Regions from separate parts of the Homo sapiens genome. Here region 2 is linked to region 1. Evidence: chromatin contacts called from ENCODE Hi-C or POLR2A ChIA-PET data. All regions are on one chromosome and are shown on one strand. The core of a region is the stretch at or near the end of the contact, and the rest is flanking DNA. Distances in the headings are between cores, read along the strand shown. Region 1 overlaps SPRED2 (sprouty related EVH1 domain containing 2). Region 2 holds the start of LINC03050 (long intergenic non-protein coding RNA 3050).

Region 1 (4,887 bases), core at 1,764-4,263:
AGCTTAGCTCCCACATATGAGTGAGAATATATGATGTTTGGTTTTCCATTCCTGAGTTACTTCACTTAGAATAATAGTTTCCAGTTAAGGCCAGGCGCAGTGGCTCACGCCTGTAATCCCAGCACTTTGGGAGGCCGAGGCAGGCAGATCACAAACTCAGGAGTTCGAGACCAGCCTCGCCAACATGGTGAAACCCCGTCTCTACTAAAAATACAAAAATTAGCCAGGCGTGGTGGCGTGCACCTGTAGTTCCAGCTACTAGGGAGGCTGAGGCAGAAGAATCACTTGAACCCGGGAGGCAGAGGTTGCAGTGAGCTGAGATCGCACCACTGCACTCCAGCCTGGGCGACAGAGAGATTCCCTCTCAAAAAAAAAAAAAAAAAAAGAATAATAGTTTCCAGTTCTATCCAGGTTGCTGCAAATGCCATTATTTTGTTCGTTTTTATGACTGAGTAGTAGTATTCCATGGTGTATATATATACACCTTTTTTTTTTTTTTGAGACAGATTTTCGCTCTTGTTGACCAGGCTGGAGTGCAATGGCGTGATCTCGGCTCACCGCAACCTCTGCCTCCAGCTTCAAGCGATTCTCCTACCTCAGCCTCCCAAGTAGCTGGGACTACAGGCGCCCGCCACCACACCCGGCTTATTTTTTAAGAGAGACAGGGTTTCACCGTGTTAGCCAGGATGGTCTCGATCTCCTGACCTCGTGATCCGCCCACCTTGGCCTCACAAAATGCTGGGATTACAGGCATGAGCCACCGCGCCCAGCTATACCACATTTTCTCTATCCACTTGTTGGTTGATAGGCATTTGGGGTGGTTCCATATTTTTGCAGTTGCGCATTGTGCTTCTATAAACATGAATGTGAAAGTATCTTCTTCATATAATGACTTCTTTTCCCAGTAGTGGGATTGCTGGACCAAATGGCAGTTCTGCTTTTAGTTCTTTAAGGAATCTCCACACTGTTTTCCATAGTGGTTGTATTAGTTTACATTCCCACCAACAGTGTAAAAGTGTTCCCTTTTCAGCACATCCACACCAACATCTATTATTTTTGGATCTTTTGATTATGGCCATTCTTGCAGGAGTGAGGTGGTATCTCATTGTGGTTTTGATTTGCATTGCCCTGATAATTAGTGATGTTGAGTATTTCTCCATATGCTTGTTGGCCATTTGTATATCTTCTTTTGAGAATTGTTCATTCACGTCCTTAGCCCACTTTTTGATGGGATTTTTTTTTTCTCGCTGAGTTCTTATAGATTCTGGATATTAGTCCTCTGTTGGATGTATAGATTGTGAAGATTTTCTCCCACTCTGCGGGTTGTCTGCTAACTGTGCTGATTGTTTCTTTTGCTGTGCAGAAGCTTTTTAAGTTTAAGTCCCATATATCTTTGTTTTTGTTGCATTTGCTTTGGGGTTCTTGGTCATGAAGTCTTTGCCTAAGCCAATGTCTAGAAGGGTTTTTCCAACGTTATCTTCTAAAATCTTTTTGGTTTCAAGCCTTAGATTTAAGTCTTTGGTCCATCTTGAGTTGATTTTTGTATAAGATGAGAGATGAGGATCCAGTTTCATTCTCTACATGTGGCTTGCCAATTATCCCAGTACCATTTGTTGAATAGGGTGTTCTTTTTCTGCTTTAAGTTTTTGTTTGCTTTGTCAAAGATCAGTTGTCTGCAAGTATTTGGTTTTATTTCTTGGTTCTCTATTCTGTTCCATTGGTCTATGTGCCTATTTTTATACCACTACCATGCTGTTTGGGTGACTATGGCCTTACAGTATAGTTTGGAATCAGGTAATAGGTTGCCTCCAGATTTGTTCTTTTTGCTTAGTCTTGCTTAGGCTATGCAGGCTCTTTTTTGATTGCATGTGAATTTTAGGATTTTTTTTTCTAGTTCTGTGAAGAATAATGGTGGTATTTTGATGGGAATTGCATTGAATTTGTAGATTGCTTTTGGCAGTATGGTCATTTTCACAATATCGATTCTACTCATCCATGTAGCTCAGGTACTTTGGAGTGGGGGATATGTCTAAAGGAGTCTAGCTAAGATGAGGCTCCTGTCTTCAGGAAGTGGGCAATCTATTTAGAAAGGCCTGGGTCTGTGGATTATACATATGTTACCTTGTATTGTGAGTAAAGGGCAAAAAAAAAAAAAAAAAGTGATGCTAGAAACAGATTGTAGAAATGTGAAGGGTCAGGTTGGGACATTCTGCCCACAGCTGGGCAGGGTTGGACCTAGTGATGGACCAAGAAATTATCTTGGTTTAGGTAGTTGTGAAAAGCTTGACAGAAGAGAAAGGAATTGAGCTTTGCTTTGAGTGATTAGTAGGGTTTAGGTAAAAAGGAAAAAGAGAGACATGTCATAAGCCACAACCCATTCTGGTTGCCAGTGAGAAAAGTTAACCCTGCTCATTTGTTCAGGATGGGGGCGGTGAGGGCTGGGTTTATTACTTGGCGCTGTCTGTGGCTAACTTGTGACAGGCCTGAGTCATTTTCAGGGTACTCAGGAGTAAATACTGTGATAGGGGTCTCAGAGGCCAGGCCATGCAGATGCATAAGCCTGGTGCCAAGATGTAGTGTGTATCTGTTTCTTTATCAAAATTTTTCTACTTTGGTATTTCATTCAAAACAAGGAGAGAAAAGTCAAATCTTTTTCCTTTTCCCTTTTCTGATGGCTATGACTGAATTTTTTTTTTTCATGAACGATTCTTGTGTTCTTATTTAAAAGAAGAATTTGGCATATGGCAGACCTCCTCAAGCTATCTTTAGTTGGTTGTGGGGTGTAAGTGATTAAGAATGCAGCTGTACTTGCTACCAGCACATGCTTTTAAGGAGATTGCTAAGCAGACAGGCCTGGTTAGAAGTTTAGAATAGCCTCTTGGAAACAAAGATCTAATTTTTCAAGTGCATGGTATACAAGAGTCCCTCCCTTCAGGACTGAAGCACTGAGGGCTGTTTGCATCAGAGCAGGGTGACTTATTTGTTTAAAATGGCAACACCCTTGGCTCTGGGGAGGCGGCCATGCTTCACTTGGAGGAGACAGGGGAAGCTGGCTTCACTTCACTTTGTATAGTTTGGCTTCACTGCTCCTTTGGAATAAAAAAATTCTTTACTTCTCTAGTATGTCCCAGGACAAACCCATCTCTGTCCTGTTGCTCAGTTATACTACAGTGCTGGTTCCGTAGTCTTCAAAGCTTGGAACTCCCTCTTGCCTTTGCTCCAAAAATTTGTTCTTTCACTCAGCAAATATTTACCAAGTTTCTGCTATATGCAGGACCGTGTGGAGAACTCAAAGATGAATCAGACGTGGGGCCTGTCCACAAATGTTGTCAGTCAAGTGTAGGACATAGGGCAAGCACACGGGAGCTTTTGCTGTTGTGTCCAAGAATAGCATGATGCGCCGTAGGTATTTGGTGGGGGAAGGAAATTAGTGGGTGGGTTTCAAGTAAACCCACATGGAGAAGGTGACATTTGAGTTGAGCCTTGAAGGACAGGTTTATCTGTGCAGAGAGGGAAGTTTTAGGCAGAGATATAGCACAAAAGTTAGAAAACAAAACCAAAACAGGTGGAAGAGAGGAAGAGTAATCAACCTTTAACTGCGTTGCCATGCCCTTGACTGAGGCCTCACCCACATTATCCCATCTAATCCTCCTCATAAGAAAACTTTTTTCCTCATAAGAAAACTAAGGCCTGCAGCATTAAAATAACTTGCCCGAGAAGGCTCATAAGTGGTTAGAGTGGAGATTTGAACCCAAGACAGTTCAATTCCAGATTTGAACTGAGCAGGCTTTAGCCAGAGCAAAAGATATTTGAAGAGAAAAAGGAGTAATTTGAAGAGATAAAGTTTAGGAAAAAAAAGTGACTTGAGGCAGATGGAAAAAAGGACCCTGAGTCCTGAGCTAATTACTCTGTAAGCAGCAGGGAGCAATTGAAGGTTTTTAATGGAGTGTGACGTGGCCACAGCAGGACTTCCAGCAGTAACTGCAAAAATATTTGATATTTGAGTTCATTACTGTGTGCTGGACACTATCCCAGGTGCCCGATACCCCTAACCTGTTTTAATTCTCATAACTGCCCTATGAGATAGGTGCTGTTGATGCCCACTTCTACCCATAAGGAAACCGAGTACACATTTAGAGACCTTAAATGACTTTTTAGAAGTGGATCGAATATGATGTGCAAGATGAATTGAGGTCAGAGGCAGAGGTAAGTCAAGACACTACAGGAAGCCATGAGAGACAGGTGATGCGGGGTGTGGTAGAAAGGAATGGATGAGTGTGAGGGAGTTGGGGTTCAGCTGAATGGATGAGTGTGAGGGAGGTGGGGTTCAGTTGGGGCAGAGGCTTCTAACTTCCACTGCGTAGGGTACTGCCGTGGTGAGAACCCTGGAGAGAAGGGGAAGGGGGAAAGTCCTCTTCTTTTTCAACCCCACACACAGACTTGAAGGTCAGGTTGGGACACTCTGCCCATTCAGCTGGGGCTGAAGACAGGTATCAGGGCTGGACCTAGTGATAGACAAAATCCGTGGAGGGTTAACGTTGGTAAGGGAAGAGTGTGTGGAGGCCAGGAGCCGGGGCCACGGAGCGAGAAGTGCTGGAGATCGTGGAACACTTAGATCCGAGGCCCAGTGGAATGACAGGGGTCAGGCAGGGACACGGGGATGAACAGTCAGTGGGCTGGATACCTCGGGCGGAGTTACCTTGGGTGATGGAGAGGTACACCCAAGGTTACTGGGGATGGCAAATCCTGGCCACCGGATATCTCTTGTACCCTTGCTACTAGAATCAACCCCAACCCACAGCAGTCTTCTATTTTCCTCGGTCAGAAAATAGATAAAAATCACTACAATTAGCATACATTTGCCTAAGAAAAAGACAGAAGTAGCAT
Region 2 (4,887 bases), core at 1,583-4,082, 210 kb before region 1:
GATACATCTGCCTCTAGTTTATCCAGTGAAATAATTCTGATTTGTCTGAGTTTTCCTACTAGTATGCATGATAATGTAAAATCCCAGACCACTGGACCAAAACTACTAGAATTATTTGATATTCCAAAGTTTACTCTCTGTCTTTGTCTGTCTGTCCCTCTCTCTCTCTCTCTCTCTCTCTCTCTCTCTCTCACACACACACACACACACACACACAGAGAGAGAGAGAGAGAGAGAGAGACAGCAAGGTTCACAGAACACTGGACTAGAAGCTGGGAGAGCAAGGTTCTAATCCTGAGTCTGTGTCCTTGATTAATTCAATTTAACAAGTATTCATTGAATGCCTACTACATGAAAGATTTCAAGTTGAGGTCCAGAACTCATATGGACCCTGGCTTCCTTAACTAATGCTCGTATTGAACAGGTGAGTTTCAAGAGCTGATTGAGCTCTAACCACCTACAATCCATACATAAACATAATATAGTAAAACCCTGCTGCTCTGGAAAAATTGAGGCTGGGAATAGAGAAAGAGAGAGTTTGGACTAGTGGCCAGAAGAGACTATAAAATCCTTTTAAATAAATGCAGTTATATATTTTTCACACTCATGTAGTTATGCACACTGGGCTGTGACAGACACGGTTGGCATGACATACATGGGGGTATACCACCCTGATCCCCCAGCAGGGCAGGACCTTCTGCCCAGCTATGGGGAATGTAGCCTTCCAAATCTGCCTCAGCTGCAGAGAGCTGCCTCTCCCAGCAGCCCACATCTGATGAGTCATCTCCTAGGTATAAAGTCCTGGTCATTTCGACCCAATGCAGGATACAAGCAGGCAATACTTGCCCCGGAACCCTCCAAAGCCAAGAAATGGCCCAGACTTTTTCAGGCCTACCTTGCAGTTCAACTCCTTCCACTACCCAACCCCGCTTTCTCTCCCTTCCCTTCAAAGGAATTGAACCCTAATAACATTTTGCACCCCAAACTTGGCATCAGCATCTGCCTGTGGAGTACACACACTTCAGCAGTTGGCTATTATTGGATAGGCATGCACGTATGTACATGTGTGTGAGATTTTGGTCAGGGATCCACCTCTTGCCCACTTGACCCAGGAGTTGATTCATCTATAGCTCTAAGTAGTCAGTGTGAGCCCATTCACCTCCCTACTGACTGATTTAGGAAGCGATTGTGATCCAGTGCTGGCCAATGAGATGTGACAGAAGGTCAATGAAGGGGTTTCTGAGAAATCTTTCCATAATAATAAAAAGCAACACACAGGGAGAATTTTCTTCTGCTGGACAAGGTCATATCTATTTTGATGTCAGAAATCTGGCTGCTATCTTGGCACAAGGAGAAAGCACAAAGCTCATTGAGAAGGGCAAAATGGAAAGAATGGGAGACACTTGTATATCTTGGGATGTTGATTTTGGAACCAACCTGCAACTTACCCTATGCAAGATAACAAATTATCCAGAATGGCCTAAACCATTCTGACCTGTGCTTTCTGTAACTTGCATTCAAAGGCATCCTACCCAATGTACAGGCAAATCAAGCACAGCTTAGTAGAGATTCTTGTGGAGTCTTTTTTAATGACTATATTAAAAATCATAAATACCATGCCAATCTTTTGTATGTGAGGTAATTAAAAGTTTGTCATCACTGAGCAATTCTTGCCTTTGAAATCCCATTTTGCTTGTAGAATGTTAGAAGAATTTGCCAAGGAGAAACAAATCTTATCCCAATTCTCACTAATTGTTGATTGTCAAAGTATTTCAAGTCCAAGGTAGCAGCCTCATAGTTAAGGTTTCCTCCTGCAATCCACTCAATACGGCTGACCCAGCCTGCGTGTACAAGTTATGCCCTGCACGTCTGGTAGAACCTTGTGGTAGCATCTAACTCTTCCAGACTTCCAGGGGACCATTTCTAGGTATAAACCCAGAACTCATTGAATGATTTCCTAACAGCTACATTTCCAAAGGAAAACACAACAAAACTTGTTCATGACAGCCATTAAACTTCTTGTGGGCTAATAGAAAGCAAAATTCTAAATGGAAAGAAATGCAAATTTCGACACACAGAGCACATGTGTAGGTCAGAGGGGCAATTCACTTGTGATCTGGCTGGGCCAGCAGGGCTCCACTCCCCAGCTGGACCTAGGCAATCTGTCTTCTGTCTCCATCAGGTTGTGGCTTCCAGAACTTGGGCTCAGAGACGGTTCCCTATGCCAATTCCCCTTGGCAGGAAAGACACCTTCTGGCAACACCGTTGCTATTCCCAGTCCTTCACCCCTGCCAACCTCCTCATGTTTTATCTATTTTTATTTGAATTGGTGATCAAGGGATTAACCCAGTTTATACAAATTCCATCTTCCAAAAAGCCATTATGGTGCAGTTGCAATTGTGATATTTCACTCTCCAAATGAATCAAATTGGATTTTAATGACAGTAGACTCCATTAAGCAACACCTGATTGGGTTATTTCCTGGAAATTTCATCTTCATTGTTTTCTCCATCACTGCTACCAAAAAAAAAACACATAGCAGGAGAGCTATCAGGGGCTGCCGCCAAGCTACATTGGATCATCCTTGAAATCATGGTCATGTTTCCTTCTAACAAGTCGAATGTTTCAGTTTTACTCATTCATTCCATAGGACACCCTCAACCCAGTGTCAATTTCTACTAAAAAAAAGCGGGGGTAAGGTAAATTGTTTTTTGTAGGGGACTTGGTAGTTGTAGGGGACTATAATTCCTCACAAGAAACTCTCATGTGGGGTATATAATTTGTATGTAAATTTTTTTTTTCTTTTGAGACGGAGTTTCACTCTTGTTTTCCAGGCTGGAGTGCAACGGCACAATCTCGGCTCACCGCAACCTCCGCCTCCCGGGTTCAAGCGATTCTGCTGCCTCAGCCTCCTGAGTAGCTGGGATTACAGGCATGTGCCACCACGCCCGGCTAATTTTGTATTTTTAGTACAGATAGGGTTTCTCCATATTGGTCAGGCTGGTCTCGAACTCCCAACCTCAGGTGATCCGCATGCCTCAGCCTCCCAAAGTTCTGGGATTACAGGCATGAGCCACCGCACCCGGCCATTTGTATGTAATTTTCTATATTTATTGAAATGCATTTTAAGTAATATGAAAGCATTTTTCTCCTTACAATGGAAAAACCAACTTGATTTTACATTTATTTATATAACCTGACTTAATTCTATGTAAGTCAAGTGAAAAAGGAAACAACTGCTCTGTGGAATCAACCTGAAGATGTCTAATTTTTCCTCTGATGCCACCAGACTTAAAGCAGTTCACGATCCTCTCTACAAAGAAGTATATTTAGGTTCTCCCTCTCCCTCTCCCTCTCCCTCTCCCCACGGTCTCCCTCTGATGCCGAGCCGAAGCTGGACTGTACTGCTGCCATCTCGGCTCACTGCAGCCTCCCTGCCTGATTCTCCTGCCTCAGCCTGCCCAGTGCCTGCGATTGCAGGTGCGCGCCGCCACGCCTGACTGGTTTTCGTATTTTTTTGGTGGAGACGGGGTTTCGCTGTGTTGGCCAGGCTGGTCTCCAGCTCCTAACCGCGAGTGATCCGCCAGCCTTGGCCTCCCGAGGTGCCAGGATGGCAGACGGAGTCGCGTTCACTCAGTGCTCAATGGTGCCCAGGCTGGAGTGCAGTGGCATGATCTCGGCTCGCTACAACCTCCACCTCCCAGCTGCCTGCCTTGGCCCCCCAAAGTGCCGAGATTGCAGCCTCTGCCTGGCCACCACCCCGTCTGGGAAGTGAGGAGCGTCTCTGCCTGGCCGCCCATCGTCTGGGATGTGAGGAGCCTCTCTGACTGGCTGCCCAGTCTGGAAAGTGAGGAGCGTCTCTGCCCGGCCGCCATCCCATCTAGGAAGTGAGGAGCGTCTCTGCCAGGCCGCCCATCGTCTGAGATGTGGGGAGCGCCTCTGCCCTGCCGCCCCGTCTGGGATGTGAGGAGCGTCTCTGCCCGGCTGACCCGTCTGAGAAGTGAGGAGACCCTCTGCCTGGCAACCGCCCCGTCTGAGAAGTGAGGAGCGTCTCCGCCCAGCAGCCACCCTGTCCGGGAGGGAGGTGGGGGGGTCAGCCCCCCGCCCGGCCAGCCGCCCGTCCGGGAGGAAGGTGGGGGGGTCAGCCCCCCGCCTGGCCAGCCGCCCCGTCCGGGAGGGAGGTGGGGGGTCAGCCCCCCGCCCGGACAGCCGCCCCGTCCGGGAGGGAGGTGGGGGGGTCAGCCCCCCACCTGGCCAGCCGCCCCGTCCGGGAGGGAGGTGGGGGGGTCAGCCCCCCGCCCGGCCAGCCGCCCCGTCCGGGAGGGAGGTGGGGGGGCAGCCCCCCGCCCGGCCAGCCACCCCATCCGGGAGGTGAGGGGTGCCTCTGCCCGGCCGCCCCTACTGGGAAGTGAGGAGCCCCTCTGCCCGGCCAGCCGCCCCGTCCGGGAAGGAGGTGGGGGGGTCAGCCCCCCGCCCGGCCAGCCGCCCCGTCCGGGAGGGAGGTGGGGGGGTCAGCCCTCCACCTGGCCAGCCGCCCCGTCCGGGAGGGAGGTGGGGGGGTCAGCGCCCCGCCCGGCCAGCCGCCCCGTCCGGGAGGGAGGTGGGGGGTCAGCCCCCCGCCCGGCCAGCCACCCCATCCGGGAGGTGAGGGGTGCCTCTGCCCGGCCGCCCCTACTGGGAAGTGAGGAGCCCCTCTGCCCGGCCAGCCGCCCCGTCTGGGAGGTGTACTCAACAGCTCATTGAGAACGGGCCATGATGACAATGGCGGTTTTGTGGAATAGAAAGGGGGGAAAGGTGGGGAAAAGATTGAGAAATCGGATGGTTGCCGTGTCTGTGTAGAAAGAGGTAGACATGGGAGACTTTTCATTTTGTTCTGTACTAAGAAAA

What was found. A loop is a pair of places that touch in the nucleus more often than their neighbours do. ChIA-PET counts read pairs that join two places held with the same protein, here RNA polymerase II (POLR2A). Pooled maps may share reads with other maps.
Region 2: POLR2A ChIA-PET joins it to region 1 with 16 read pairs in activated CD4-positive, alpha-beta T cell. The contact joins the promoter of LINC03050 here to the enhancer-like site in region 1. A Hi-C loop is called at or near these places in 10 of 37 single-sample maps with no recorded cell type and 5 of 50 pooled maps. POLR2A ChIA-PET finds 5 or more read pairs at or near these places in 2 of 52 experiments (GM10248 and activated CD4-positive, alpha-beta T cell).

What each region holds. Positions count from the first base shown.
Region 1 is chr2:65,394,882-65,399,768 of GRCh38, reverse strand. The region is part of intron 1 of SPRED2 (sprouty related EVH1 domain containing 2); the gene reads left to right. Among named protein-coding and RNA genes, the nearest start is that of SPRED2, 35 kb to the left of the region's middle. Within about 2 kb of position 3,013, at least 12 of the 41 ENCODE cell types and tissues checked have a DNase peak (open chromatin) inside an H3K27ac peak, as active enhancers do.
Region 2 is chr2:65,600,310-65,605,196 of GRCh38, reverse strand. LINC03050 (long intergenic non-protein coding RNA 3050) reads left to right here and starts at 2,832. Exons shown (of 3, transcript NR_182288.2): 1 at 2,832-4,040. RefSeq lists enhancers at 2,953-3,546, 3,547-4,140.